Linked DNA regions of Homo sapiens: region 2 is linked to region 1. The links are chromatin loops, found by intact Hi-C in ENCODE. Cell type or tissue: A673. All regions are shown on one strand. Links, peaks and the distances in the headings refer to the core of each region. The heading gives the core; the rest is flanking DNA.

Region 1 (16,278 bases), core at 4,807-12,806:
GCACTTTACAAATATGAATTCATTTAACCCACATAACAACTCTGTGAAGTAGGTGCAGGTATTATTTCTCATTTTGTAGGTGAGGAAACTGAATTGCAGACAGTTTCAATAAGTTGCCCAAATTCACACAGCTACAAAGTGCTATATTTTTAAACAACAACAACAATGAAACACAAGCATTCTGCTTTCAGAGTTCATGCTTTTAAGCCTTGCATTATGCTACCCACTTATGTGATGATGAGGATAACAGCGATAATAATAATGACTAATATTTGCATTTCACTTAATGTGTGCCGTGCACCTTCTAAGTATCATACAAGTTTATAGTCATAGTGATTATTCTGCCATATAGATGAGGAATATGAACCACAAAGATGTTAAAGAGCTATACTTGCCTAGAGTAGAAGGGATAAGGAATCTATATTTGGATAAATATTGTCTGGTTTCAGTACCATAAACATTTGAAAATGTAGGGTCCTGCTTTGGTTAAAGTCATAGACATGTTTATGGTATCCGTTGGATGATCACTTTTCCATATCAAAGTACCAGTTGGTCTAGCGTGCTAATTACATCTTGGCCTTCTGAAAATCTCTATTGGTCACTGGCAGGGAGAATGGGCTCTATTTGCACTTGACAGGCTACTGTTGCTATAGCAACCTGTTTCCGCAAAGCTTCTGCCATTGCCTCCTTAGAGTACCCAGAGCTCCATTTTCAACCTAAGCGTGTCTGTGACTGTAACACTGATAGGTCATTTTATTATGTACCTGTTAATTCTTGTAGAGTAACAAGTTCCATTCAACCTCTAAAATGCTTCCTCAATCTGTTCATACTATTCCTCACACAGCCAGCTCATCCCATTTATCCTATAACTGGTCCCCTTTTCTTCAAGTCTCTTCCCTTGCCCTCTAATTTATCCTCCTACTTCTACCAGCATTATCTTTCCAAAATACAGCTTGGGGTTTTTCGGCATCTCCCTGTTTTCAAATACCTGCTATGGGATGATGTCCAAATGTCTTGATATGACAAAGTAACCTAAAATAAATTAGAGGTACAGAGAGATGATGTGCTAGTAATAAACAAGGATGCCTAGAATAGTAATGTTGAACTGCAACTTGATTTATTTGACATTATAGATATTACTAATCCAAAAGAAGATAAAATGATGGCCTTGAAATAAATTGTTTATCTTGGGCAATAAAAAATAAGTAACTATGAGTTGTGATGTAAATTATATTCATGGATTATTCCTACCCCAGTAGTTTGCATAGTATGGTTAGTTTTTAAAATATTTATCTTGAGGGGAAATACCTACTGTCAAACTCAAGGACTTAGTTTTCAGGAGAAAAACTGTGAGCAAATAATACAATGTAAATAATGAGTTTATAATACATGCATTTTAATAGATAAATAATGTAAGCAAGTTACATGTTTTAAATACCATTTCAGTTAGAAATTGTAATTAGGTAGTTGAGAGGAGTTTTTATACCTTTGGAAAGTGCTTCGACAACTTTATACAACCCACACTCCAACTCTGGCTGTGAAATTGTTGCTCAGTTTGAATTCTCCATCCTTAGAACAAGTAATTATGATAAAATGAAAAAAGAAAACCCTGCACCCCATCATGTTCTTAGCAAAACTACATAGCATAAACTCATGCTACAGGGTTCCAAATAGTCCAAGCTATTTTAGAACAACAGTGTCTATTTTTCATTTTGAATTACTGCAATTTCAGTAGCAGCTGTTGCACTGAAAATTATAATGGTCAACATTTAATCAACACAGTGTTTTTTTCCTTTCATCAATCAATCATTTGCTTCAGTTAGCAGAAAAATCTCAAACTTTTCGTTCCTAGTTACTTTAAAAGCTTCATTATAATCTGGCCCAACCTACCGATCTCCCATTATTTCCCACTACTTCCTAACATGCAATCTGGGCTCTGTTTCAACAGTTTCCTAACTAACACACCAGCCTCCCTATTCCTCCCGTTACTTCACACTTCTAAAAAACCATCTGTTTTTCCCCTACTCTGTACAAACACAGTCTTTTTTAATATCAAGAGCTAGTCTCACCTTCTCAAGAAAGTTATCTTTGCTTATGTTCATGTGGCTTTATATGGTTTCCCTATCACTAGACTTCCATAAACCTCTTAATTTCATCTCTTAATTGCACAGTACTTGTCTTGTTGCCCCACTTTGATTGCAAATTTAATGAAGCAAAAATCAGATTTCAAATTTTTCTGGTTCCTTTGCAATATAAAACAGTGTTTCTGTACAAGAAATATCTTGGTATGTCCTTGTGTGTGAATAGAGCAACATTCACTGCTCTTTCTTCTGAATTTCTGTAATATTTTACATTAACAGCATCTTATTCTCAGAGTCAAGCCCTTGAACAAAGATACTTACATATGCCTCAGCCTTCTGCATGCAACTTGAGTTTTTTCAGTCATTGCCATCATTCTTTAGGTATCTACTCTGTATTATGCAGTGTGCTAAAGCCACTGGAGAAAACAAAATATGTAAAATTCTGTCATTAAGGAACTCACAGTCTAGTGACCTTCTGGGGACCTAAGACCTTCACATGAGGTGGGATTGGGGCTGCAGCAGTCTCGGGGAATTCATAGAAGAGATCCACTGATCTTGCTCAGCATGGGAAGGACAGAATGGTTGATCTGGGTATTAAAACAGGAGCAAGCCTTTGCCAGTAGAAAAGGCACTCTGGGGAAGCCTATTTAAGTAGCAGTAGTAGCTCATGCAAACTCTCATATATATATATATATATATATATATATGAAATAAAGCATGGTGTGTTTAGAGAACAACAAGCAGTAGGATGAGAAGAGAGGATAGTAGTGAAAGAAAAAGTTGAAGAGGTCAGTTGAGGCTGGGCACAATGGCTCAAGCCTGTAACCCCAGGATTTTGGGAGGGCGAAGCTCAAGAATCGCTTGAACCCAAGAGTTTGAGAACAACCTGGGCAACATAGTGAGACCCTGTCTTTAGAAAAAATAAAAAATTAGCCAGGCATGGCGGCACATGCCTGTAGTCCTAGCTACTCAAAAGGCTGAGGCATGAGGGTGCTTGAATCCAGGAGTTCGAGGCTACAGTGAGCTGTTATTGCACCACTAATACTCAGCCTGAGAAACAGCATGAGACCCTGTCAAAAAAAGAAGGAAGGAAGGAAGGAAGGAAGGAAGGAAGGAAGGAAGGTAGGTGGGTGGGTGGGTTAGAATCAGAAATATTGATCACTGATGAGGATATTCTGATCAAGGCATTCTCCAATTTGGCTATATATTATTGCTTGGAAAACTAAAAATTATATATAGACCTAGGCTTACAACTCAGACCTGGCAGGTGATCAGAATCATCAAGGGTGGAACAAAGAGTAAATGGTGCCATAGTATCATAACATTTTTCAGGAGATTGATAGACATTTAAATGACTGTCTTCCTTCTTCTAAGTATTTTGACATTGAACAATTTTAATTTCCAATGTCCTTACCCAATTCCCTTCTTAAAATGTCATCTTTATGCATATATTTATAATACATCTATATAATGTAAAATATATGATGATGATACATATTTTTGAGCACTTAATACATGATACTTTACAAATATTACCTGTTTCCATACATCACCTCTATAATCATACTAATGATACAAATGATTATTGGAGCACTGAGAGGTTAATTAACCCGAGCTCGGATTTGAACCCAACCACCCTGACTGAATAGCCCATGTGGTAAACCACTATTCCATACAGCCACCCTGCCAAGTGCGGAGCAGGTGTTGTCACCACGCCAGGCTGTGGACAGATGTTCCAAGTTGTAACCACCCGTGGGGTATTCAAGCCTAGGGAGGTCATCTGAAATAACACAAAGGGAGAGGGACAAAAAGCAAAAACACACACAAAAAAGAAGTCGCTTTTAGCTCTATGTACTCTTCCATTTGAATAAGCGACTCCTAACCATTTCTTTGTGCTGAATCTGATAGAAAGCTGAGTACACATAAAAAAATCCCTATCTCAGAATGGGAGACTTTGACACCAGATAGGGAATCTCCAAGTCAGGTGCTAGACAGCGGTGCTGCAGAATTCAGCCTCAGGACTTTCTGAGCAGGTTTTCACTGAGGGTTTGTCAATAAAATGTTTGCTGATTCAACTTGTATGGGAGCACTTCATGTTTGAGAATATTTCTATATCACATCTCTAAATCACTACTTGCACCTGTGACATTTTTCCCTTTGCTAATCAAGAGGTGTCAGTTTATGGAACAGCCAGATACAGCCATTTCTAAAAGCAAATGCATTTCTATTATATTTTTGTTTCTTATAGTTTCTTTTTGCTCATTGTTTTTTCTGATTTGACTATCAAATATTATTCATTACATATAGCAGTTTAATTTGTTGACATGGGTGAGAAAAGTTAAAACATTGCTTGCAAAATGGGAATTGATTTATCAGTAGAATTTGAAGTTCAGAAAGAGAGATGAGTCAACATTTTTCTTTGGTTGTTTATTTTTAAGATAATGCATTCAATGGTTATAAGTAAACTCAGAAAGAAGCACACTATATTAAATGGGTATTTTAAAAATATTTTAGAATTTTGGCTCAGATATGTAAATGGATGAGGAAAAGTATTTTTACTTTGAAATATTCTAAAATTAACATTCTGATATGCTGTTTTAGATGAATTACTAAAAGAAATATAAAACTTAAAAAGCGTATTTTAATGTGTTATTAAAGTCAAATGATGATAATAGTAGGAAAGAAAATTTCACTCGTAACTTATGTTTAGTATTTTTATATTAAAATTTACCTTCTTATGACCAAGATGAAGTACAATAAAATACTCAATATAGTTAACAAATCAATGATAGGAAACTGGCAATTTTATTCATCCAAGTAGTAGTCTTTAACTTACAGAAATTATAATTTAACAAAAGCTGACAACACATTGATTTAATTTATATTTTTATTTTAATGTATTATGTTAAAATATAATTTAGTTTTTTAGAAAGAACAGGGTTTACTGAATGGTCGTTACAAACATTCAGTCTGTGAATTTGAATATCTAAAGAGCTAAAAGACAAAGATCAATAGAAGAAGTTTCTAATTTGATAAACTTGAAATTAAAAGAGGATTTTTTAAAATGTAAACAGAATCATTAGAAAGACGCTATGTCTTCTGATTAATATTGCCTCGTTTCTCAGCCTGCTCAGTACTTTTCAATATGGTTTCTTTTCCTCCACAGTAACAAGATGTTTAGCTGGGCACATGGCCACTCAAAATGAAGACTTCATTCTTGGCCTGCCTTGCAGGAAGATATGGCCACGTGACTGAGATCTGGCCTATGGAATGTGAATAGAAATATATTGCACCTCCCCCTTTCTTCTTCTTCTGATCATTTTATCCAGTTTCTTGGAACTTGGATCGGCTGCTGAAACTCCATCTCATATTATGAGGGGAAAGGCCATAGTCCACTAGAGTTACTGGTATAGGAAGCTGGAAAAAGCCTGTGTCCCCAAGGAATTTTTTGAGCAACGCTATCATGTCACTCCTGGATTGACTGCCTACAAGACATTTTTAAATGTGAGATAAATAAACCTTCATATTTTTAATCAACTATTTTTTTCTTCTTTTACTTGAAGCAGTATTTTATTCTAACTAAAACAAATTAAGAACTAAAATTTAGTAAACCTAAGGTATTTCATTGCATCAAAAAACTTATGAAATAATTTAACACTGTAATTATCGAACATAAATAGATAAGCTAACAAAAGGATATGTAGGATGACAAAATGAACTCATCCAGCAGTTTCAAAAATCATGTCAGTCTTTAATTTTTTAAATTTGAACTATGCTATACATAGAATATAATATACATAATTGCACATGTACAATTTTTAAAAATTAGGATGAAATGAGCACCTATATGACCACTGCTAAAATTAACAAATAAAGCACCCACTCTCAGTATCTTTAGAGCCTTCTGTGTACTCCTCACTAATACATCCCTCTCCTTGGTCTATATCCCAAATGTAACTGCTTCCCCAGCTTTGTGTTAATCAATCACATATTCTGCAATGTATTTTTATCTGCAAGTAACATCAGAAAAGTTTGTTTAGAATTCGTTGTTTTTTAGCATGACATAAATTGAGTCATATCAGTGCTTTAATTTTAATATTGAACGAGAAAAAATACAACATTGACTAATTCAAGTTTGATATTCCCACGGAATGTTTGGGCACCATAGACCCACCAAAAGTTTTCCCAAGAATGAATGAGTCTTAAGATTCCTTAAGATCCCAGTTGCAACATTCTTCAAATAATAGTTATTGATTAGTGTAAACAACTCCTCATCTGCACTCTGAATTATAAGGGATTTTGATTTGAACCATTTCGATTGAGCCTATATAAATTTGCTGTAAATCATGAGAGTATGCTCTAAAGATATTTCATCATAGCTTATATATCATTTTTTTCTTTGTCAGAATTGAAGGCAAGGCTGAATAATTATAATCATGTTTATATTTAAATCCAGAAATATTACTTTCTCTATCATTATGAAACTAGTGGTTTAACATGTTTATTAATGATTTCACCCAAAAGACACTTCAAAACAGACATTATTGCTACTTGTTTAGTTTTAATCTTCCAAGATAATGACATATATGTTCTGCCATAATTTTTGTCTAATTTTTGTACCCATTTGTATCTTTCTTAATTGCCTAATTAAAAGAGTGTAACGCAGGTTTTATAAGTTGAATTATTGCTGAGATACCTTATGCTTACAATATTATGTGTGTGTGTATGAATTTCTAATCTGTGTCAGGTCATAATCATTTCAGTTTCAATGAGTTAGGAGTGACAGCTGCTTAGGAAACAACTTGTTTCTATTAAAGCTAGCATATTTGTCATTAGAGTAAGGATCTCTTTGGCAGTTTATTTTGTATTGTTAATAATTATCATTATTTTGACTATAGGGCATTTAATTTCCACATTTAACATTTGGTACTGTTATGTAAGCAACTGACTCATAAAATAAAATCCAAACTGTCAACATTTTTGCAATCATAGGGAGGACAAGTAAGCAAATTAGATGAATACAAGACCTAAATTAAGGGGCATGTGAATCATACAGAATTTATTAATAAGAATGTGGATGAACTATAGCACTTCATTCTATATTGATGCTGAATTAGAGTTCATTTGACTTATGGTAGTTACTAAAATGTCCTTTTTCTTTTTTATTAAAAATGGGGATATCAACCATTTTATTTATTTTAATGTTGTGTATGCCTGGGAGTAAGAAAACATGTATAAAATATGGTACACATGGTGACGACTGAGGGCGGAAGCATGGTTATCACTGTCTGCAACATATCCATTGTTGTCCCAGCAATCTTGATCTGACTGACATATTATAAGAGAATTACTCAAATGGCTACAAGTTACAAACCAATTAGTTTGGGTTATTATAATGAGTCCTCAGCCACAGACAATTAGATGCCCCCTTTTCTGTATAGATCCCTGATATTCTAAAAGCCTGAAAGCTGCTGTGGAGCATTCGCTATCCTTCCCACATTTGAATGAAATAAATTGATCACAGAAATATCCTGTGATGTACCCTAAGAGAAAGAGCCCTCCTATCAGACACCCTGGGTTTTAACCCGAACTCTGTCATTTATTTTAAAAAGCTGTGTAATCTTCAGATATTTGTTTAAGTTCTTCATGCCTCAGTCTTTTCATCAGCAAAGTGGGAAAAAATAGTAATATTTGATAGGGTTGCTGTGTGGACGAAATGAGAAAACACATTCTAAGCCCTTAGAAAAAAGCTTAGCATATTATAAGCACTAAAAAACTCAGTTTTACTATCATCCTAAGTGACATTTACAATTTCTAGATAATTAAATGAGTCTAGAATCGTTTTACTTAAAGTACCAAAGAAAATCACAGGCAGATGTGGGTACAAGTGCCCCAGAGTCCACGGTCTTAAATTGACACCTTCTCTATCTTATTTCTGAGAACAAAATTTTAAATTCCTCAAAATATGCCACAAGAATTATGGCATTGGACATCTAAAAATTGAGCTGTATCCATATTTTGCTCATGTAGGACCAGAAAAACTTTATAAATATTTTGGCTCTAACAATTTTTTCAGAGTGCTGGGGCAGACCTATGTCTTAGCCATTTTTGTACACACGGGATTAGCCCATCTTACAGATAGTGGGCACTCAAAAAATGTTGGTTGAATGGGTAATTTCTTAGTTTTGGTCTGTCTGCTCTGCAAGACGATTCCTGATCTGAAGGCATTTCTCAATCCTCATCCCATTGTCCCGCAATTTATTGGGTCAAGCTCTACGTATGTAGAAAATGGCCATAATTTTTACATTTCTTATTCTCGTCTATATCAAAATCCTGAATTTCTCCATGAATATCATGTAATTTCTGCTTATTCTATAAAGTAAGTATAAAAAAGAATACTTTGTCAATGAAATAAATAGCAGAATTTAATGACATTAAAATGTTGCTTTGGAGACCACATTTATTATCTTATGTGTCCAATAGAGTGTGCTGGTGTACTATATAACAGTAGAGGTTTCGGGCAACGGTGGTGCATTGGATTTATTTCAACTATTTGGTTTGCTTAACACAGTTAAATTAAAGAATGAGACTACATCCCTTAATTAAAACAAAATAAAACAAAATGACAATTTAGTGTACCATGTGAATATTTACAAGAAGAGAAAATGAAAATGATAACTGAATTTTCCTTTTTATATGGGCTCATGATTCAATATCCTACTTCATGGATATAAAATTGTAACACTTCTGGTTTATGCATACTAAAACTGTATACTCTTGCTTAGTTATGTCTAACAATTTAAGCTTTTCCTATTTAAAAAAAGTGCCTTGTATTTTGCATAGGTTATGACTCATAAACTCATCGTATTTCTGTTGATTTTATTCAACAGTAATAAGACCCTTTCCAGGGTTATGATTATAAGAGTATATTAATGCATTTAATCCAGTATTTATTTTTCAAAATTAACCTGAAGTGGCATACAAAACTGTCATTAGCAAGCAAAAAAACAAGATGAACAAAAATCATACTAAAAATACTCCCAATTGATTAATATCTAGTCATATTTTATTTTTCATGGAATAGTTAAGCATTTAGACAAATTCATGCTCCAGTTGCAGTTTAGGAGCAAGTATCTTTGTGATTTCATTTTCCTTGTGTTATGTATGTGTGTATGTGTGTGTGTGTCCCGTGGGAAACTGGCCAAGAACATGGCTAAATAAGAATCCATGTTTATGCTACTTGGGAAACTGGGTAGTCTGGCAGTGTATTGGCATTTTTGATTCTGTACGATATGGCAAGAATTTTCAACTCAGATGCTGTAGTAGACATTTGTCATTTTTTTTTGACTGCTCAGTATTTGCATTCTCTGCCTATATTTGGAATAGTATTAAGAGATCTGAGTCTTAGAGGGAGCAGAATCAACCTTATAGAAACAGAAAATTAGAGATGCTCATTTTTCCATCCTTCTTTGCACTAGGCATGGAAACTCTAATAATCACATTCACCTGTTCCACAAGTGGGATTGGGAGCTCACTGGGGCCAGAGAAGCGTAAAGTCATGAGTCTATGTTACAGTGATAATTCTCAGAGCATTAGGGCCCACAATGCACACTGAAATATTTATGTTTCCTCATCAGATAAATTCTGTGTATGATTTAGGCTTTTGTTCTCAGCTATGTAACATAAAGCATATGTTACGAGGCCTCCTGCTGATTCTGTAAAATGCCGATTTTTTTTCCAACTCACATCAATCAAAGTCAAATTCTGTTGTTATTCAATAACACATAATGGTGAGATATTTGTGATTTTGAGGTTATATTTCTTAGCAAAAGGAATTTAAAGCTTACTATCAACATTACTGTAGAATATAAAATTTTAATGAATTGTGCAAATCAAAGGGGAACAGATCAAACACCAGGTTGGTCAGAAGAGACACAGCTTTGAGCAGCCAGTGGCAAAGCATTGTCATGTGGCAATTAAAGCAGGTGACTAATGCTGGATGGAATCAAAGGATGCAAATCTCTACAGTAGACTCTTAAATTGAACTTTGAGCGAGTTCCTGAGCAGAGTCTGAGGAAAGACCTTGAAATAAAAAAGCAAGAGTCAGCAAAGATAATGTGGGACAAGACTAAGATACGTACAAAATCTTTAGCAGAGCTAATTAGATAAGAAAAAGAGAAATGTAAATAAACATAAAGTATTTTCTTTTCACCTGTTCTTTGATGAGAAAATATAAAATTTTATATCAAAATCTTACAAAATCATATATAATTTTATTGAACTTATTTTAAGTGTAAAATGTAGTTTTCATTAATTTATATTGAATCTATTAATTGAATATCAATTCTATTAACTAATTCTATAACTGATCTCTAACACAGTGAGTCTAAAAGCAAATGAATGAACAAGTCAAAGGAAAGAAAGGAAAAGAAGGAAGGAATGAAGGAAGGAAGAAAGGAAGGAGAGAAGGAGGGAGGGATGGAGGGAAGAAGAAAGGAACAACAATAGCAACTATCATTCTCATGCTTTGTAGATTGTTCAGGAATGAGTGGAAGCCCCTGAGATTTTTCCTCTTTCTTTGGGCAGTGCATACAGCTTTTTGTACACAGTACTTGCCATGAGGTGCAGGAGTGTGGATTTTCTCTTGGAGAATCCTTCTTCCTCTACAATGCAAAGCATTCTGATTGACTCCTCCAAAAGCAGGTTCCAGGTGTTTCCTTAAACACCTCAGTATTATTTTTGAATTGTATAGTGCTTCCGTTTGAGATTTGTGTTCATTGAATCTGATTTGAAAATGAGTATCCTTCTAGCTTCCCAAGAATCTCATTTCCTTTTTTCAATAAATGAAACCTGATTTCAAGGGAGGTGCTTGGGTTCCATGTTGCTCATTGGTTGACTTACTGTAGACACTGGCTTGGTTTTATTTAAGTAACAGTGAAATTTTCCAGCCGTGGCTCCTACCACAGTTATTTGTAGTTATAATATCTCTATATAGGTATTTCCTATCCTGCATTCATTTCTCCCAAGATTATCTGTGGAGTGCTGACATGCAGAAGATAGAATGGACAGGGTTTGCTGAACAACTAAAAAGAATGAGAAAGATTGGGAAATCTTGCATGATTCTAGTTTAGACAACATTCTCTGAGATGAATACATAGAATAAAAGAGTAGGTTTGTTGGGAAAGATGATATGTTCAGTTTTGGATATATTTGGTTTGAGGTGCTTGATGGGGTGTCAATATGAAGAAGCTAACAAGGTATTTGGATGTGAAGCAGTTTATGGTGGAAAGAAGATAGATTGCGAGATCAGGCTGACTGGCATTCAGATATTTGCTTGGCAACTTTCTAGCAGCAGGACTCCAAATGCATAACAAATGTGAGATTTGGTTCTCTCACTGAAGAATGGGAATAATAGTACTTGCAGGTAAATTCCCAGTGTTACTTATCTCTGCTGAGTTCATCTTTTGGTGGCTGAAAACTGATTACATAGACAATGAAAATGGAAGAATGGAAAAATGAGATAAAATGCTCCTTCCTTAGGAGTATCTTGTAAATGCAACTTCTTATTAACTGTTAACTGATTTCATCGTAATTTGGAGTTTCCATTCCCTCTGATGGCGGGGGAGGAAAATCTCAAATAAGCTATTAAAATGTAACAATCTCCTCAAAACTGCCTCCTCATAGTGACTATGAAGTCAATTTGAAGAATTTAAAGTTTAAACTCTCTCTTCTAGCTTTTTTTTTCCCCATTAAAACATTTTTTGCCTCTCCATCCAACTTCCTAAGAGGACATCTGAGTGCGGAGGAACGTGTTATTCTCATCCAAGAGGAGACTGCGGTGAAGGTAAGGGCTCGGGAACTGCTGTGTTCCCTGTTAGCTCTGCCAACAGCAAGTGACATAAAGTTAGGTCTGGAAACCTGAATGAGCAGGGCAGAGTCTCAGCCATCCCACTGCGCTAGTATATCCACTGTTGAATTCTATGTTTGCTGATCATTGCCTTAGGTATGAATTCTAAACTAGTAGTTTCCCCTGTCCAGATCCCTGACTTCTGGGGTCCACAGATGCTCTTATCCACCTGCGCTCTTTTCCAGGACTCATAAAGCCTCCTACATGTCATCCAGAGATTGTAGAAGGGGCTGTGTCTGCTGGGGCACAGTCTCAAGCCCATCTATCGTGTCTTTCTGTCACTTTGTATTTGTGGCAACACATAGTATGCTGAAAAAATAAAGAAATTATAACAAGGGACCAGGTATTATTGGATTTTTCTCCAATTTATTTAGTCCCCTTCTTCCTTTCCCTCTCTCCCCTCTGTCTCTCTACTTCTCTTTCTCTCTCTCTCTTTCTCTCTCTCTCTCTCTCTCTCTCTCACACACACACACACACACACACACACACATACTCAAATGATCCTCTTCTCCACATTCCCACTGTCTGTTTTTTCCATTTTTGCCCCAGTTTAGGGATGAAGGCACTAGATATTTCTTATGACTCAGGTAGCATCTTCACCCACTGTAAGGGCCCACGCAAATCTCCCTCCTCTCCAACAGGAAACCTTCCCATGAAGAAAAACTTGCATGCCTTTCTGGAACCTTCCTTATATCATTATTTTCCCCCACTCTATGGGCTTTTTTATTCTAGAAACTTATCTTTCCCCACCTTCCCTAGGAACATACGTTTCATGGATTTGCCTGATGGTAAGAAAAATTAAAAACATGTATTTCCAAGAGGGAGATGACACTGGAGGATTTTTTAAAATTTATCATCCCTATTAGATAAAATTGGACAAAGTATACACAGGCTGCAGATATAAGAGAGAGATTGCAAAGAGGTTTCAGGTTGCATGCTTGCTTGTGACTGATTTTCTGAACTTCTGTGTGGAGAGGTCTTTGGAGACCACAGCTGACTTGGCAGAAAATGGTTACGATTGATTAGCCATGTCCACTATGAGAGTGGGTGAGACGGGTTGCATCATAGGTTGTACATAATTGCCATCACTGATATAGTAAAAATGTCCTGGAATTTGGGGTCAAATAGATTTGGTTTATATTCTAGCTTTTCAGCTTGTTTTCTGTTAAATGCACTTATATTCTTAGATATTAATTACTTTTTGAAATATATGCGAATTATTTTTAATTTTATATTTTATATACACACACTCTAGAAGCCTTTAAAAAATTACATCTTGGCTTTGTGTATCTCACAGTTTCAAATGAGATATATTTCTTTTAAAAACAAAATAAATTTTGATATATTGATTCAAAGGTATTTTATCTAGTGTCCATTGGAGTCAATTCTATCAGCAAGCTGCTCGTATTTCATAGGAAATTATTGAATTTTATTTCCAAAAAATTCAGGTGATGGTGACAAAAAAGGGACATTTTATGTGCCTACAGTAAAAATTTGTCTTCTGTTTTATTGTGCCCTGGGAAAATATTCCATCAGGACAAAATTTGAAATAACCAATTCATTTGAACAAATAAGATTTATTTTTCCCTCTGGACAATTTCTTGTTATTTGTTTATGTTATTTCTGTACTTTATCTATATTATTATTTATATTAAATAATATATAGATTTTACCTATAAAATGGGAAGTACTGGCTATATTACCTTCACACTCCACTAGTTACTAATATATGACCATGCATCACCAAAACAGATGTTTTGTGTGTTTTACCAATTAAATTATGTCTGGGGCCACATTGTTCATTCCATAGGAAGATTCAAATAATGCCCAACTGGTTTGATTATTTTTGTCAAGAGGAGGACACAAAAGGTGAGCTGGCAGAGAGGCAGGGAGTGGAATGGGTTCCCAGAGGGCGTTAACCATTTATTGCTCTTTTCAACCCTAACTGTGCTGCTGGGACAAGGGAAATAAGGAGAGGGAGATGAGGCCTAGAAAAGTGGCACCTGGGAGCATGAGGAGCTCTCAGATCTGTCAGCGGTATACCTGGGTTTCTAGGAGGACATGGTAGAACAGAAGATGTCTGTGGATTAAGATGTCATGCCAGCACACAGAGAAGACATTCACATGCGGGACATCAGAGGCTTCAAAAGAGCCAACATTTAGGTGCTGGGAGCACAAAAGAGCAAACGGTCTGGACCTGCCTAGGAAGAAGAGGCTCTGACCTTCACCAGAAAGGTCCACAAACTTGCCACTAGCAGAAGGAAAGCAGTCTCTCAGGAGGACTCATCTTTCTCCCAACCACAGGCACTTTTGCCCTAGTGGGCCCCTTTCTCCATGCAAAAATATTAAAAATTATATTTTAGGACTACATTGGTATAAAGGTAGAAATAATCCAGGCTGGACTCATGGTTACCTATTCATTATTCTTATATTGGTTTTACTTCCTATTTTATTTATTTATTCATTTATTTTAAAACATGTTTTGTGGGTCTCTAAAAATATCGTGGGTCCTGGGCCCTGCACTTACTGTATGTATTGGGAAAGTCACTTGCCACCCAGGTAGATAATGTGTACTTGGGACCAGAAAGAAGGAGAGGGGAAATGCCTCTTTAAAAAGGAATTTGTGAGATACAGCTATAAGTTGGACATTTGCTGAGGTCTTAGTAACTAATTAAACTACAAAATGACAGACACAAATTGAGAAAATGAGAATATGACAAAAATATTTTAGGTAAATTTGGGGTTCAGAGTCAAAGGTGGAATATGAAATTTTAAAAATGATTTTCATGTTTGCACATATGCAAGTGGTATTAAATAATATCCGATGAAAAATAAGTAAATATAATTATATTTATGTTTATGCACCTAGTTAACGCAGAACTGAGGATATTTAAGTTATTTTATCTTTGTTCCCTATTATTTATATTCAAAAATTTTAATTAAGTTTTTGGAAAATTTAGAAGATTTTAATAAAGGGGTTTCAACTATATTTATTAACATGACTGAAGTCCAATCGAGTCCAAACTATTGAGTTACATTTGTTCTAGGTAATGTTCTGCATTATCTAGAATACATCATGAGTTATATCACTATTCCGTGAGCAGAATGTTATAAGGTGGAGAAATTATACAACCAAATGGTCAAGTTAGTTTTTGCATCAAACTGCGTATTAAATAATTTGTACCAAAATCTCAATTTTTTGACCTTTGGTTATATATTGCAACAAGGAAAAAGAACGAATTATGTTTACAAAATCCTGAGAGAGCGCTCTGTTCGGGAGAATTATTGTTATTGGTTGTTTAATACTTTTATGACAGAATCGAGAAGGTATTTAAAATGAGGTAATAAATTGTGATCAAATATTATATTTGTTAGTTTTTGATGTGTTAAAACCACTCCAAAACTTAGTGACTTACAATAACTTTTTTTTAGCTCAGACTTTGTAGGGTTGAGCTCAGCTGGGCAGTTAATCTGGTCTGAGACAGCCTGGTCTGATCTTGTCCAAATTACCCATGTTTCTGCAGTCAGCTGATGGGTTGCCTAAGATCAGTGAGTCTATGATGGGCTCATGGCTGGGAAAATTGGAGCCTCTCTTCACAGGGTCTCTCATCTTGTGCAGGCCAGCCGGGGCTTGTTCCCATGACAGTGCAAGGTTCTGAAAGAGTGTGGGTGCATGCAAAGCCTTTGTGTTCTGGGATTGGAACTTGCACACATTGCCTCCTCTACATTCTATTAGCTAAAGCAAGTAACAATGTGATCCCTGATTCAGATTACATTTCATCTCTTGATGGGTGAAGCTACAAAGTGACTTTGCAAAGGGCCATGAATGCAGACAAGAGAATAACAAGCAATCTACCACAGATGTTACCATTAGATTTGCCCGTGACATGGTTAAAATGTAATTGGCTATCCCCATTAGACTTGCCCTTTTTTTCTTCCAGACGATGAAATTACAGGGGTCAATATATCTCTATCTTTTGAAGGAACTGAGTGAAAATACACATAGACCTAGCCACAGGTCTCACAGACCACCAGGGCCATTTGTTTCTCCCAGCAAACTTTGCCAGGTCTTCTGTGCAGGATGACTAGAATGCTTGAAACAACTCCATATTTAGCAAAAGGCTGACTGCAGGGAAAGTAGGATCTGAATAATTTTGGCATTGGCATAAACAGGGAAGGAGGAATTTTTTCTGAAGAAGCAACATCAAAAGATAATAAAGCCCTTTGACCAATATCTAGCACTTAAAGTTTTGAAATTTCTCATTCGTTGTTCTTAAAAGAATCAAAATA
Region 2 (16,278 bases), core at 5,468-13,467, 750 kb after region 1:
TCAAAAGAGTGATACGCATATTTCCAATTTCCCTTCAGTTTAAGCCACCACCAGCAATTTATGAAGAAATTCCTTAACTGCATCATTTCTAGTATTGGGTTTTCTTTTGTCTGTAATCTGATCACATGGCACACAATAACTTTTATCTTATTGGTAGATTTCTAAGCTTTTAGAGGTCAGCAAAGTTGAATGCTTTGTCAAACATTTTCTACTTATATTTCCTTTTCTCCAAAGGGACTGTTCATTATACTCTTGGAATCTTAGTGGTTTTTCTTTTCTACTTAATAAACTCTTCTTTGTCATATGTATTTTGAATAATTTCCCTAGTTATTTTGTATTTTAATTTTGTGTGTTAGGTTGTAGTACTAAGCCCTGTTGTGGGGTAGGGGGAGGGGGGAGGGATAGCATTAGGAGATATACCTAATGTTAAATGACGAGTTAATAGGTGCAGCACACCAACATGGCACATGTATATATATGTAACAAACCTGCACATTGTGCACGTGTACCCTAAAACTTAAAGTATAATTTAAAAAAAGAATTTTTAAATGCTATGTATGCACAGGGTGCCTTCCACAGTCATTTCTCCAGTTTTTACTCTTCTCCATCAAAAGGATAGACTAATATTTATTTATATTTTCCTATCATTTTACGTGCTTTAATATTTAACTTTAAAATCTATTTAGAAAACATTCTCATGGTGCTACAAAATATTATTTTCAAAACTTCTAACCAGACGTCTCAACGTCACTTATTATTTTTCCATTCCTGACTCTAATTTGTCACGCTTCCCTGTTAATACACTACTCTGCAGTTTGTGTCTAATTACTTCTCTCGTCTCTGGCTTTTTCCCTCACACAGACACACAACACTACCACCACCACTGCAACAACAGCAAAAACAACGGCAATGCCTAAGCCACATAGTTTCTTTTCTTACATTTGCAATAATCTCCTAATTGGTATCAGTGATTTTATTAAAATAGAAGGATCACATATTTATCAAAAATTCTATATATGCATCCAAATTTAAGCATTTTGTCTTTTTTTTTGTTTGCACATCCACGTACACACACACACACACACACACACACACACACACACAAATTTAGAAGCCAGAGGTCAGTTACGGGCCACAGGATCTGATTGTGGTGGGAAACACTGAACATATTTTGCTGTTAAATAAGTCATTTGTGAAACAGGTGATTTTCCTTTCTTTGTCTAATCTTGTTAATGCTTATTTGTAAAATGTATTGCCACCCTCACCCACATTTCTTCTTAATATTGTTTTTCTTATGACAAGTTATGCCTTCATTGTAAACAAGACAAGTAGTGAGTCTTTAACACAGTGAAAGAAGTACAAGTGTTTCTGATGTAGTAATAACATTTATGCACGCGTTCTTGTTTTTACATCGTATATACATCTAAATATATTCCTAAAAACCTTCTAATTCTACAAATTATGCCAAATAATAGGGGCTAGGGGAAATAAGGATTAGAGCAAGATTACTCAAAATATGTTAAATCAGAGCACTAGTAAAAACATTAATAAACTAAAAAATGTGACATTTAAATTCCCATGAATATTGTGCTAGCATCAGAGTCTGTCATTATGGCATCTTAATCTTAGGGGTTAATATGTTAATGTGTCCACTTTCCTTGTAAACCCTTGATGAAACTCACTGGTTTATTGGCAGATGGTCTCTTAGTTTCCATGCTTGTATAATTGCTAATTAATCAGCAGTGAGAGTGATCTTTAAAATCAGAAATCAGATTATGTTATTACCTCACACAAAGCCCTTCTGTAACTTCCTATTATGCCTAGAATGAATTTCAAAGTCCTTGTCCTGAATCCTTTGGCTACAGTCTAGCTCTGCAGACTCATCTCTTCCGCTTTTTCCTTTAGTCATCGCACTCCTGCCAACTGGCCCTCTGTCATTCCCTAGATTGCATCCTGTTCCTCCTGCCTCAAAATTTTCTGGTTCCTTTAACATCATGATTTTTTCTGCACCTTTTCACATAGCTAGCATTTTATCATTTCTCATGTTTCAGGGAGACTATCCCTGTTCATCTGACCTCATGCAGGTCTTCATCTCTTCTCCTCCTGCAAATTTCTCCATCTCATCTTAAAACTTGTTTCCCTCATAGGATTTATAGAAATTTATAATTATTATGTTTGCTAATTTTCATTGGTTCCTTCCACTGGATCATAAACTCTGTGAGTGCAGGACATTGGTACTCATTCACCATGGTATTGCCAATGTTTGAAACACAAATCTTGACATACAGATATGTTCATTAAACATTTTACTCTATTACCCTTTCCTGAGCACCATGTATATTTCAGTGAGCAAAACAGACAAAAAAATCTCTTGACTATTTAAATAAGAGAAAACTTTTTCGTTTATCCTTTTTTTTTTTTTTTTTTTTATTGAGACAGAGTCTTGCTGTGTTGCCCAGGCTGGAGTGTAGTGGCACGATATCGGCTCACTGCAACCTCCACCTCCCAGGTTCAAGCGATTCTCCTGCCTCAGCCTCCCAAGTAGCTGGGACTACAGGTGCATGCCACTATGCCCGGCTAATTTTTTTTCATATTTTTAGTAGAGACAGGGTTTCACTATTTTGGCCAGGCTGGTCTTGAACTCCTGACCTTGTGATCTGCCCACCTAGGCCTCCCAAAGTGCTGGGATTACAGGTGTGAGCCACCATGACAGGCCTGTTTCATCTTCATACTTTCCTTATAGTGTACTTCTATGTCTAAACATGGTCTATAAGTAAAAAACTGAGGTCATATGCACTAGACTAATGTTATTCCTTCCTGCATTTAAATAATTTTAATAAGATATAAAATTACAGCTTCTGTTTTTTCTTCCCTATTTTTAAAGCAATACCTCTTTATATTATTGCCTCCAAATTTACTGTTATGAGGTATGATGTTAACCTGATTCTTTATATATTGAACTCACCAAATATGTCACCATACAAACTCCTACTAAAGCAAAGCTAAGTTCAATAGAACTTGCAACGGTAAAGAAGAGTGTCACCTGGACTGAATTTTACCATGTCACCAAAGGGGGGAGGATAATATACCGAGTTTTCTGGCCTGTGCTCAGTTGGTTTCAGGTTGATCTTTCAAGGCGGGAAAATGATTAGGATGAGGCAATTTTTGTGACCTAATAGTTTATGATTGGTGGATTTAGCAAAAAGAGACTTCTGAAGAGAGTCCTGATAAGTAACCTTATTTAATAAGGGAGCTGCTTGCCCAGGTAGGCAAATATTATCTCAGCTAAACAGACATGCAGAAATTTATTGATGTAAATAGTGATTATTTATATGCAAATAGTGGTTATTGGTTTACAATCTTATCTTTTCTGAGCAAAACTTTTAGGGAATAAACAACTAATTAATGTTGACATAGCTATTAATAAGTTGTGTGGTTGCAGTCTCATGGGGGATGTGCTATTTTCCCTCCTCCTTTAGAATATTTTCTGTCCCTAAGGGAGTTATTCTTACATGTCCAGTGTGACACTGTGAATTCTTTCTGATGTCTTATGCATCTTTTTATAACTATTAAAGTTGTTGGTCATTACTAATAAAAATAGTCCTTATACTCTATTATTTCATTTTTACTTTCTGCAACTACTATTTTATAGATATTGGCCCTTGTGTTTCTATTCTCTATTTCTATTAACTTTTATATTTTACAAACTGAGAGAGTTTCATGACCAGTTCACTGGTTAATTCTAGTGTTGTTCTACCAGCATCTGTGATTATTCTTAATGTTTTCTTATTCCTAAGTTTTTCTCCTATCCCTTTTTATAATTTTGTAGAGATTAATATGCATGTTTTATTCTCCTGTTATCTGGTACACTAATTCTACTTCTTCTGTTATAAGATACTCAAATTGCTTTCTAAGATGTCTTAATTTTTTCCCTCTGTGTTTATATTCCCCTGTAAACATCAGCAAATTACTAAAGTCTTGTGCCATTCTGAAGATTTTAGGAAGTAAAGATGAGAAACATGTTTCTGAGCCATGAGCTAGCCATGTGTTGATTTATACATTACAGTTATATTTCCTCATACAGCTGCCAAAAGCTTAGTAGTAAAGATGTGCAGAAAAGAAAAACAGGCAAAAAAAAAAAAGAAATAAAGTATTTTGCACAGGTGATTTGATAGCTTAACAGCTATTGACTGGAATTGCTAAAACAATTTTAGGCAAGTGGTTAAGACAATTTGACCCTATTTATTTAATCTAAAATGGCAGAGTAAAACTCTAAGAGTATAATCATTAATTCCTTGATTCACCTACAAATTTTGAATGCTGATGCAGAACTGTTTACTTCACAATCTCTTATATACACACCAGTAAGAAATGTTCTAAATCTAAGAGATCCACAGGGTTTATAAAGATGCATAAAAAAGGCTACATAACTGTGCATTGAGAGGAAGAAAAGAAACATCATCAGGGGCTATGATGCTTCAGAAAGATTTTAAAACCCGGCAGGAGTTGCTAAGTGCCCAAGGGAAGGAAAAGCACTCAGACTGTAAAGAGCAGTATAAGAGGCTTAGAGTTACAGTAGCCAAGTAGTTTGGTATTTTGGGCAGTGTAAAATAAACTTGCCTGGGACAGTCTTGGAAGCCAGATCATGGAGTAATCAGTATTCCATAATAAGTTTGTGTTTTACCTGTGAATGGTTATCAGCCTTTTAGAGACTATCAGTAAGAAAGTGATTTGATGAGATTTGCGTCTTAGAAAGATTAGGTATGTGGCACTGGGGAGGATAAACAGGAAGTATGCATGACTAAAATCAGTAACATCGTTTGGAAAGATATTGCTGTAGCTCGTGTAAAAGATGATGAACATCAACATTTTAGTGAGGGAATGCTACTGAGCCGTTGAAATCTTCCCAGTAAGACATAGAAATGATTGTTAATATTATTTAACTATAGTTAATTTACATTTAAATAGGCACATGTGACTAATGGCTACCATCTTGGATAGCAGAAGTCCAGATCTTAAGGGAGATGTGTGGTCTGGCAACGTAGATTTTATAGGATATTTTAAAACATATGTATGTTTTTCAGGGAACATTTTAAACAGCAAGTGATGATAAGAATAGGGAGAGTGATAGATAAAGGAAAGAGCCACAAGCAGGACCCTGGTCATATCAATATTTCAGCTTTAGACTGAAGAAAAGGAGTCTGTGGAAACCACTGAGAGAAGGGTCATGTTGAGGTAGGAGGTGGAGCATTAGGGAAGACTGGCAGGGAGCCCAAGGCAGGACCAGTTTCATTTCAGCAGGCTTGTCACCAGAACCTACTGAAAACTCGTAAGACTTGAAAAGAGCCAAATGTATTTGGCAACTAGGAGGACATGATTAAGAAAAATAAAATTTATCCATGATGAGGATAAACACCATGTTAGAGAGAATAAATGAGTAAATGGAAGATGAGCTTAAAGTTTATAAAATACAGAAAATCTGAGCTAGGACAGAAAGAATTACCAAAGATAATTACAATTTAAAAATAACAATGAGAATTAAGTAGATTTGTGACATGAAGGGAAGAAGGTTTGCAGAAAGGCTTTAGGTATGAAAGAGAGTGAAGGTTGGTATGAAATATTAGAGAAATGGGAATGGATGAAAGCTCAGACAGCAAGATTAGTAGCTAGAATGAGGAAAGAACATCTTTTCTTTTGAAATCAGAGGGAAAGAGTAATAGATTGATGCGTATTTTCTAACTCTCAGGGTGGAGTTTCAAACTTTGACTATTACACATTATTTTCTAAAAGATATGTTTTCTCAATCCCATGAGGTAAAAATCCAGCACAATAACATTGTTTGCCCTGCCTATACCATTCCCCTCGATATGTGTGTTTTAAAAATGGGAATATACCATTGCAAAGAAGATGAGAAAATAAAATTAAAAGGAAATTAAAATGGAGATAGCGCTTAGTTTTTTATGTGGTACTTGTTCAATCTAAGGGGCTTGAATTTTGAAAATAAGTATAATCTTGATTTCCATCTTTAAAATCCTAGGATAAAATGTCAAAATATTTTAGTAAAGTAGTTTTTGTTGTTGTTGTTGAGTAATGTAATCTTATCTTCATGGTTTACAGAAATGTCCCTACAACTTCTCAAAGAAATTTAGTAGTTCATTGCACTTTGACATCATGAAAACAAGAGAAAATTCATGTTAATTTTTGACTGGACTAAGTCACAAAACAGTTCAGTCATATGCAATATTTTTTATGTAACACTTGCAGCTACTGAAACGTATGTATTGTTTCTTGCCTAAGGAAATTAGAAAAAGATCTGGAATTCAGAGTGATAGCAAAAATCAGACCATTATGCTTTTATGTGGAGTATATGTTATGTGAAAGATTATTGAGATAATATATTAGAACAATATCAAGAAAAAATTCTAATCGGATTGCGTGTGAATGCACTATTTGGGGAAAAGTTATTTCATATTAGATTCCAGACAAAGTACAAATGCAACTTACATATGTGTGATAGTATCTTAATAACAAATAGGAGTTGTTTCTTACTGTGTCATGAGATTACATCCGTAAACATGTATCTTTTCACAGTCAACTAGGGAAGAAAATAAAATGTTGTTCAGGGAAATTCATTTCCTCTTTAGTAATACATACTAAAGAATGGAGATCTCTCTATATTAAATATTCCTTTCCTTTGTGTTCCTTGGAACTCAAATTCACTGTTCTTTCCACTATATAACTAAACTTATCCTTTAGGCAATATGCCTTCAGATACATATAAATATCTAAAATTTTTGGTTGTATATCTTTATGTTGCTTAGAAAACTGTAGTTTTCATACTTAGTGACGATTTTAATTTCTCTTTGGATCAATGTCAAGTTGTAGCTCTCTCTACCTTCTTGTTTCTTTTTAATCCTCAACACATTTAGGGGAAATAATTTTTATTTTTCATAAAAAATAACATCTCAGAAGTTGAATTATTTCCCCATCACTCCTCATCTCTTCCAAATCTTCTAAATATAATTTGACCAATCAGTCATTCCACTTCTGGTGTTATACAGGAGACATTGAAATGAAAGCATTCTTAAAATTCTGCAGTCTCATGGGGGAAGAAATCATTTCCCCTCCAAAGTTTATTCTAAAAGTGGAGGACCAGGAGCAATGTTTTATTTTGACATTATAGGTCAACATATTTGCAATACTGGGTCTCCTGTTCTTTAATAGCCTTTCTATCCAGTAGCAATTCCATAGATGATAAGTGTGTCAGCTCAGAGATTTCATCAGCCTTATCAGTGCCTGCTACTTGCTATTGCATTTATGTAGCACAGTTTTAAAATGTTAAACTTTATTGTTTTTGTCCTCCAGTTAGTATCCCCGCATCTCAAGTAATCAAGGACAAGCCCATGTGCTGAAAAATTATATGATCTTCCTTACTCCCTTATGTTAAGGTTTTAGCCATCAAAGTTGTTCTCTCTCTCTCTCTTTCTTCTCTACGTGTGTGTGTGTGTGTGTGTGTGTGTGTGTGTGTGTGTGTGTGTCTTTCTCCCTGTGAGTGTTTTTAGATTCCATTGTAAATATTTAAATTTTATTTATTAAATCTATTTACATTTTAAACATATTTAAAATCTGTCTAGACTTCCTAACATAAATTCTTATATACTTATTTCAAATCCAAGAGATTGAAAGAGGTCATAAAAGTTAACAAAAGATCTTTCTCAGCACCAATGCTTTCATTCTTAACTTCTCAGCCATTCCTTGGTAAGTGTTGATTTCATCACTTTGTGGATAGAGAAATAGATTACCTAATGCAAATATCCCTTACCTCCTCCATCTCTTAATTACAGTGCTGACTAAAATATGTCTCTTTTTTTGTGTAGTGTAACTCTTTTTAAAATGAACTTCTGTGGTTTACATTTGTGGAAGTTATCTGGATTAAATGAAATAGATATTAGTAAGCTTAATTTATTTTTATCTTCCCTCTTCCTCAAAGTTCTCCAGTAGCTTCTGTTTTGTCCACTAATCCCTATTGTCACTGACGTTCTGTACTTTGACAATGAGAAATAAAATGCTGTTCTCTACCTAATTCTTTATTTGATAGTATTATTAATAAAATTAACTAAATGAAAAAATAAAATAAATTAGTTTTTTCATTCTCTATCGTGAGTCTTAACCTTGATTGAATCATAATTCACCTGCAGAACTGATGTGTGCATGCATGTGTGTAAGTGCGTGTGTATTTTCATTTTAGCCTGTATTTTGGGTGAGCTACATTCAAACACCAGTCTCAAGCTAAAAATATTATTGGTAGGAAAACTTAAATTCAACTCTAAAATAAAAATTCATGTATTTTTCCAAGAATCATGGATAAGAAAGAACTGAGATAATAAAGGGTATGCATAATGCTGAAATTGAATATAAATACCAGTCATTATTATTATGAAACTTTTGGATGTCAGTCCTGATAAAATTACACTGTGAAGGTCATGGCATTGATCCCACACACTGTTATAGACTCTGACCTGGGAATGAGAAAAAAGGTGCCAAGGAAGGGAGTGTCAACCACCTTTCCAAGGCCAACATTGAATTGGCATCACTGATGCAAAAAATGGGGGCAATCAGGATCAGATAACTACAATGACATAGATAGAATCATAATCATCTTGCTTTAACTCAAGTTTTAGTGATATTGGGGGAATATTAAATTCTCCTTGATATTCTATAATATAAATGCTATTCCTGTTATTCTAGAGTGAGTTAAAGCATCCCCACAATACTAAAGTTATAATCAGCCCTCAAGCAAGTAAGTAATTTGCACGTCTAAAATTAATACATATTGAACACTCACTTTTTGCTTAGTCTGTGAAGGTAGCTTTACAAAATACTATGTTTAATATGCCAGAGAGATACCAGTTGTGAAATAATAGTTTTTCATATTAGCTCTTAAACACCTAGATACTTTAGAAATCATGATGAATTATCTGGATGTCAAAGGGTAAAAATTAATTCCTTGATAATTAAAATAATAAATTGAGGTAATATGCAAACAATGTAAAATTTCCCAAAATAAAAATATTATTAAATATAATCATATTTGTTAATGTAATTTATGTTTAATCTATGGTTAAAACATTATACAAATCAAATTCATTTACTCATAAAATGATTAGGGTTGAAAAGATCATTTAAAAAGAATATGCATGTTTAAGTACCTAGAACACCCTATTCATTTTAATTTTGCAGAGCAAACATATCCAAATAAATATGTGAGTTCAATTTCAATAACATAGAAAAGTAAAATAGGTTAGATAATAAGTATGCAAGAGGAACTAACAGCAACAAAGAAATCATACTCAAGATGTAATACTTTTTTTCTATGAATCTCTATCACTAGGACGATACCAGATCAATATAGCTTCCAGTACCTTTGTGAATTTATTGTAAGATGAGCTTTCATTTACTTGAATTAATTTTCTCATATTCAACTATATCCTTACTTTAACTTCTAAATAAAAAAATTATAATGAATACATTCCTGCCTTGTGGTTTATTGTTATTTTTTAAAGGCAGTAGAATGAAGAAAATAACATTTTTATAATAAATTCTCTCTCCATTTAATCCTTTCCAAATCTTCTTCTGGAAATTGAATTGCTTAGACTCATCTTGATGATTAATATTCTCAGTACATGTCTTTCCCCCTCAATGAACTCACAGAGAGAAAAAAATATAATTATGTTCATTGGGCTCAGTATATTTTATTGACATTAATGTTGTTAATTTACATTAACTTTGATGTCACTACTTACTAGCATTAAGTATAGAGGGCAGGGCACAGTGGCTCATGCCTGTAATTCCGGCACTTTGGGAGGCCAAGGCAGGTGGATCTCTTGAGCCCAGGAGTTCGAGACCAGCCTGGGCAACATGGCAAAACCCTGTCTCTACCAAAAAAAACAAAACAAAACAAAACAAAACAAAAAACAAATATATGACAAATTAACAATATTTTGCAAACATAATGGTATTACATAATCTCAATAGCGTTTCCACAATTAGAAAAATTGACAATGAATTATATATTTGAATATCCTTGGTCTAGTTTTGAGATCTCAAAAATATGGCCTCTGATACTCAAAGTGATTGAAAACTATATATAATTACGATAAACTTTGTAAATAATTTCCAAAACTATAAATGCATTCTCTGATAAAATTCACTTTCAGAGTAACTTTTTAAATAGTTTACCAAATGTTAATCTCTTTTTATTTATTTTAAAAGAAAACTTTGTTTCCACATAATTGAACAACTATTTAGTATTTATATTGTTGAAGAAAAAAAAAAACCTTAACTCTTAATAGTTACTAATAATGGTATTGTTGTTATTGATATCACTGTGAGTTGGAGAAGTATGATGCTTAACAATTTTAAAAGCATATTAACACTAATCTTTGTGTTTTTTGTTTCTACTTTCAGAGACGAAGAAATAGCATGGCATGAAACATGGCTCAGTTCTATTACAAAAGAAATGTTAATGCTCCCTATAGAGACCGCATCCCTCTAAGGATAGTAAGAGCAGAATCAGAACTCTCGCCATCAGAAAAAGCCTACTTGAATGCTGTGGAAAAGGGAGATTATGCCAGTGTCAAGAAATCCCTAGAGGAAGCTGAAATTTATTTTAAAATCAATATTAATTGCATTGATCCTCTCGGAAGAACTGCTCTCCTCATTGCAATTGAAAATGAGAACTTGGAGCTCATCGAACTACTCTTAAGCTTTAATGTCTATGTTGGAGATGCTCTATTACATGCTATCAGAAAAGAAGTCGTCGGAGCTGTTGAGCTGTTATTGAACCACAAAAAACCTAGTGGAGAAAAACAGGTACCTGCAAAAATACAGTTTTTAATTTATTTTACCTGCAGAAGGTTTTTTGTTTTTTCTTTTCTTTCTTTTTTTTTTTTTAGATTTTCAAATGCCCTGAAAATTTAAGAAATATAAGCTTCAAAATCTGAACTATATTATAACAGAAAACTACTATTAGGTACACCCTTCATGTCCTATGATAGTTACGTCCACTTGCATTTCCTGCCCTGGAAAATCATAAGTAATTGTGAAAGCTAAAGCAAAATAAAGTAATTTAAGTAGACTGCTCATAAATTGGAAACATTTCTATGTAATGCTCAACATAGGTTGCTCGTAACTTTATGTGTATGTGTGGGTGTTTTTCCTCTTGCCTTTCATTTTCTTAATTCTACCTTATCAGAGGGTGAATTATTTTGTTATTTTCCTATTTAACCTGCTTGCCTGTTCTGGGCTTCTGCAGCTTACTGCAAAAGTGAGTTGCACCATCTAATTTTGATATTATCCTTTAACAAACTCTAGTAGATTCTTTTAAATTGAGACTTAAAGAAAGAAACAAAAAGGATTACTATGAGATAGCTGAACTCTGACTGTGGGCTTAACTACATCAACTTTACTGATGGTGCAAATGTAGCTATACCTTATAGGTATCAACAGAAAATAAACTAAAATGGCACACAATTATAAATACAATGTGTGTTTTTCTCTTTCTCTCTGTCTTTTTCCACTAAGGAAGTGGAGACATCATAGACAGGAATGAATAAGGAGTCTGTTTTTGTCTGTCTGGACTCTTCCCTTTGTAACTGCCTTGTGTCTGAATTATCTATTTGATCCTTTTTCCTTTCACACTGTACTCGTCACTTCCTTGCATCAAGGCTAATTGACTAACTGCAAAGACACTGCAGATTCTGCAGCGGTTCAAAAATCTGTCTTTTAAAGTAAAATCTTATAAAATGGATGTTATTTTAGCTCTAGCAAATTCTAGCCTATTTGATAATATACACATCTCGGTCTCTGCAAACGCTAGACTGTTAGGAGGTGTGACATTTTTTTTACAAGCAAGCTCTCTTTGCTTTCCTAGAGGACTTTTATCAGAATCTTTGCCATTATTAGGAAAAGAACTTTATAGCTGAGTGTCCCTGTCTGCTGGGAAAAGCCTGTGTTTTTATGGTCCCTTTTTTATGTTTCATCCCCATTCAACCCTTCCCCTTACTTGAACTAAGACTTTGATAAAACAGCACTCCACAGCAACAATACTTTTCTGCTTGTTGCTTTGCTGGCATTTTGTTGTTTCTTTCATAAACGGTTGTTTGTGGATTACTCTCATTATATTGGTAAAAGTTTACTGCTACAAAAATTTGCTTGTTTCTTGTATTCTTTCAAACGTGAACAAGCCTTGATTGGGGTAGACAACTAATAGTAATATCCAAAGACACATTTCATGTTATATACCAGTCTTTCACCACTAAGGAGATACAGAACACAGACAGGAATGAGTAAGAGTCTGTTTTTAATCTGTGTAAGTTTAGGTGCTACTACTTAAGTCTCCTTGTGGTACTGAAATTCTTTCCACAGCTGTACCTCTCAAGTATTTGCATTTTCTAATAGCAATGATATTATATTGTACACTCTCTTATTTTATGTCTATATAGGCAACCATAAGACAGATGTTTTGGCTGTGATGTAAATCATTTTAGATTGCAGCAAGACTATAGAATGAAACTGCCATGGAACATGTTTTTGATGTTTATTACTAAAGAACCTTCTTAGTTCTATTTTCTAGAGAACACTGGCCATAAATTTCAGTGTCTCTTTAGTCAATGACATTTGTACTGACCAGAATAATTTTGTGTCTGGAGAAGATGTCTGCTATTATGAGAGTGTTTGTTGGAAGATGTTCAACTTCTGAACTAAACTCTAGCCTCACAAGTAGGTCCTGGCTCCTTATAGGCATTTGATCTGGATCCTGATTATTAATAAAAGGCAGTCAAGGTTTGCCATCTGCCAGGAGTCTGAAATTTCCCAGGCCATGTGTTTCTGGAAGATTTCTCTTATATCAGTCTGCTGGCCAAGAATTCCTTTTCTATTTGTACATTCTAGAATTCCTCTTCAGTGAAGGCACCGAGAATAAACAAAAATTGTATTATTTTGTTTGAACTTTATAATTTTGAAAGAGTAATTTCAATCTCCCTCAGAATTCTTGGTATCTTGCACAATGAAAACTGAAGTTTCAGCAACATGAAACGTGCATAGCACACAAAGATGGCCTCAGTGCTTGGGCCGTATCAAATCCCATTAGAGCCTGGCTGTTTATTTGTGATTTTCTTTGGTAATTCATTTCCTAAGGAAGGTCAACATCTTTTGGAATGACAGTTTTCATAAATCACTGTGTTGTAAGTAGCAAATATGTCCTTGATAGGACTTTTTTCTCTCATAAGGTGTAATTCCTCATTCTTGTGATCATTGAAAGCCATTTGTGTTTTATTTTAATTCACCTAATTTTCATACTCATGGTATGCCCAAAGATTCTGGGACACGTCATCATTCATTTTATTGAGGTCATTGAGGCCAAATGATAAAACCTGAAAACAACAATATCCAACTGAACAAAATAAATGTAACATCCTAAAATGAGTTAAGAAAGAGGTTCTAATAAAAAGAAAAAAAATCCAAATCTGATTTTTAGAACACTTAGTAGTTTTTAAATGTGAGAAATGCATATTCAAAATATACTCTTTCAGAAATTTGTCACATATTAACTTATTTCTCTGGAAAAAGAAAGATTTCATAGTCATCCTCAGGTCATGGGAGCTGTGAGATTTCAGATGAATTTGTCTACACTTAAAGGCTTTCACAGGGGAACAATTTCCAGATGCCTGCTCTGCCAGGCCTCGTCCTGGGCCCTGAGGAGGAGACACCGTTCCTTTTCTCGAGAGTCCTAAGGTCCGATTGTGAATACAGAAAAGAAAAGTATCATGGGAATATGAATAAAGGCTGTCAGAACTGAAGAGATGAAAATGAATCCTCAGAAAATGATGAAGTTAAATCATCTGGATTTGGCAAACACAAAATGTTAGTGGGTAGAGGGCTGGAGAAGGGCTTGAAGGAAAAAGGGGAAGAATGTTGATAGGTTTATACCTTGAAAAAATTAACACCATTAACTGAGATAAAGCCTATAAGAAAAGACTTATGAGACCAAATTGGACATGCGTAGTTTTTTGATTTGTTAGTATTAATACCTAGGAGTTAGTTAGAAATGTTGGATTTAAGAATGGGGTCTGGGATTGTTATGTAGATGATAAGGAGGACATTGAAGCAAATAAAATCACCTTATCTTCCTGCAGTTCTGACATTGGTTTTCTTTTTGACCTTATACATGTTTTACAGATTTGTGATTTTTAGTATATTAAATGATTTTCTCAATGCAGCATGTAATGAAAAGATGCAGGTCTTTCCAGATAAATAGATGGGTATAGATCATTAAATATTTTCTTTCATATTTAAGGTAGTCCTTCATAAATCAGGGTATTGAATTTAGTTGGGTTTTTTTTTTTAATGAGAAGAGTAATAGCTTATTTCTTTCCCATAGGAGACAGCACAGAGAGCCTCTGATTCTCTACACTAAGCAGGAATCATTGCACTGATAGTCTCTGATGAATTTACTGAACTTGGCTTTAACCTTCTTGATACCTTATTTCTCTAGAGGGAATAACTGAGAATGACTTCTTAACCCTCATTTCAGTCCATTGATTGGTAACTTGACTTTTCATTATTTTTAGCAGAGCTTAGATGTCTTCTAAGTCCAGATTTAATTTCAGTTTCAGCTGCTTCAGTAAATGTTTATCAGAAGCAGACCTTGCTTTTCAATTTTTTTGTTAGATCAGTGGTTGTCAATCTTTAGCATCGTCACTGGAAAGGCTTGTTACAACACAGACTACTAGGACCTACCTGCAGAGGTTCTGACACAGCAGGTCTGAAGTGAGGCCTTGGGATTTGTATTTCTAGTGAGTACCCCAGGTAATGCTAATGCTGCCAGTCTAGCAACAGTGCTTTGAGAACCACTGATTCAGAGGATGTTGCAGGTTGTAGAGAACCTACAGCTGTATATTTTATGTTAGATGTCTCATACTATACTATGCTAACCTGGTTTTCAGGAAATTTTGACTCATTCCCTTAAGTACTAGCTGTTAAGTGGTATTTAATATATGAGAGTTTCCCAATTTCAGTAACATCCTTATTATGTATTCCCACTTTGGAAAAAAAGACTTTGCTATACATTATAAACAGTGAAGATTCCAGAGTGATTAGCTGAAGAAATTTTGGTTTTAAAGTTCTACTAAAAATAATGCAGGGTATTTTATAATTGGGAGGATTCTTGGAGATCAACCTAATCAATCACCTCATTTTACAAAGGAGGGACAGGAAAGGGGACTCAATTGTGCAGTGGGTTGGCCAGACTGAAAAGACCTATAAATTAATAGCTAGCAACCAACCTTGATATAGTCTGGATAATAATAAAAATTGTATGACAAAAAATAACAACAATATTAATACTAGATGATATTCACTGAGTTTGTCACCATGCCAGTAACTGTGATTAGAATTTTACTTGTTTTATCTCACTTAATCTTTATATTATCCTATGAAAGTAGGTCCTATTGCTATCTCCACTTACAAATGGGGAAATGAAAGTATTAAAAGGCTTAAGTGACGTAATAATATGTCCCAGATCACAAAGCAAGGAAATACCAGTGCTGGAACTCAAGAGTCTCTGAAGACATATGCTGGTCTGGCTTTAGCCACTGCATCGATTTGAATGGGTGTCATTTAAATCATTAATTACTTATTTGAATTCAGGATATGAATTAGACAAATTTTAAGAAGTCTCTGGATGTACACATTCAGACTGTCTCTATCATGAATATTATAATGCCATTTATAATTTTGTTGCCCAATAAATATTAATTGTGACCCCAGACACTCCTTACCATGGTGTTGCACTAAGAAATAACAAAGTCATTAGAAGCTGTGAAGTGCTGGGAAAGAGCACAGAGTGAAGTGAAGTGACAGCAATGCTGGCTTCCAGTCCAGTTCACCACTTACTAATTGGACAAGTGTCTGAATCTCTCTGAGCCTTGGTTTTTTCTTGGCTGTTAATCAGGCCTGTGGTCTGAATCTTACCTACTTCTCAAAGTCTAGTGATGTTCAAATTCTGTAAAAGTGTTTTTATAAGGTATCATGTAATAATAGTGTTGGCATTATTACTGTGTTATGCCATTATCTCTGTCTTCCTATTGACAAACAAATGTACAAATAACACAAATATGTGAAAAGATTAAGCATCAGCAATTTACCCTCTAGAGTTCAAGACCTCTTTTTTCATTTGAAAAATGCCACCATTGTTGATATGGTGTGGCTCTGTGTCCC

Evidence for each region. Peaks named below come from ENCODE experiments on the same cell type or tissue, not always from the same donor. Only the 100,000 strongest peaks of a DNase experiment are listed, where the experiment ranks them.
Region 2: a loop joins it to region 1, with 2.1 times the contacts of the local background. A loop is called at or near these places in 3 of 110 quality-filtered maps.

The regions. Positions count from the first base shown.
Region 1 is chr13:38,522,990-38,539,267 of GRCh38, reverse strand. It overlaps LINC00437 (long intergenic non-protein coding RNA 437), which reads left to right. Exons shown (of 3, transcript NR_126377.1): 3 at 5,248-7,268. Among named protein-coding and RNA genes, the nearest start is that of LINC00366, 37 kb to the left of the region's middle. In A673, for the core only: a CTCF peak has its summit at 8,546; a DNase peak (open chromatin) is centred at 8,567.
Region 2 is chr13:37,777,550-37,793,827 of GRCh38, reverse strand. TRPC4 (transient receptor potential cation channel subfamily C member 4) reads left to right here. Exons shown (of 11, transcript NM_016179.4): 2 at 10,468-10,872. The coding sequence starts at 10,495. Among named protein-coding and RNA genes, the nearest start is that of TRPC4, 84 kb to the left of the region's middle. In A673, for the core only: no CTCF peak of the experiment used is centred there; no DNase peak of the experiment used is centred there; H3K27ac peaks cover 1,061 bases.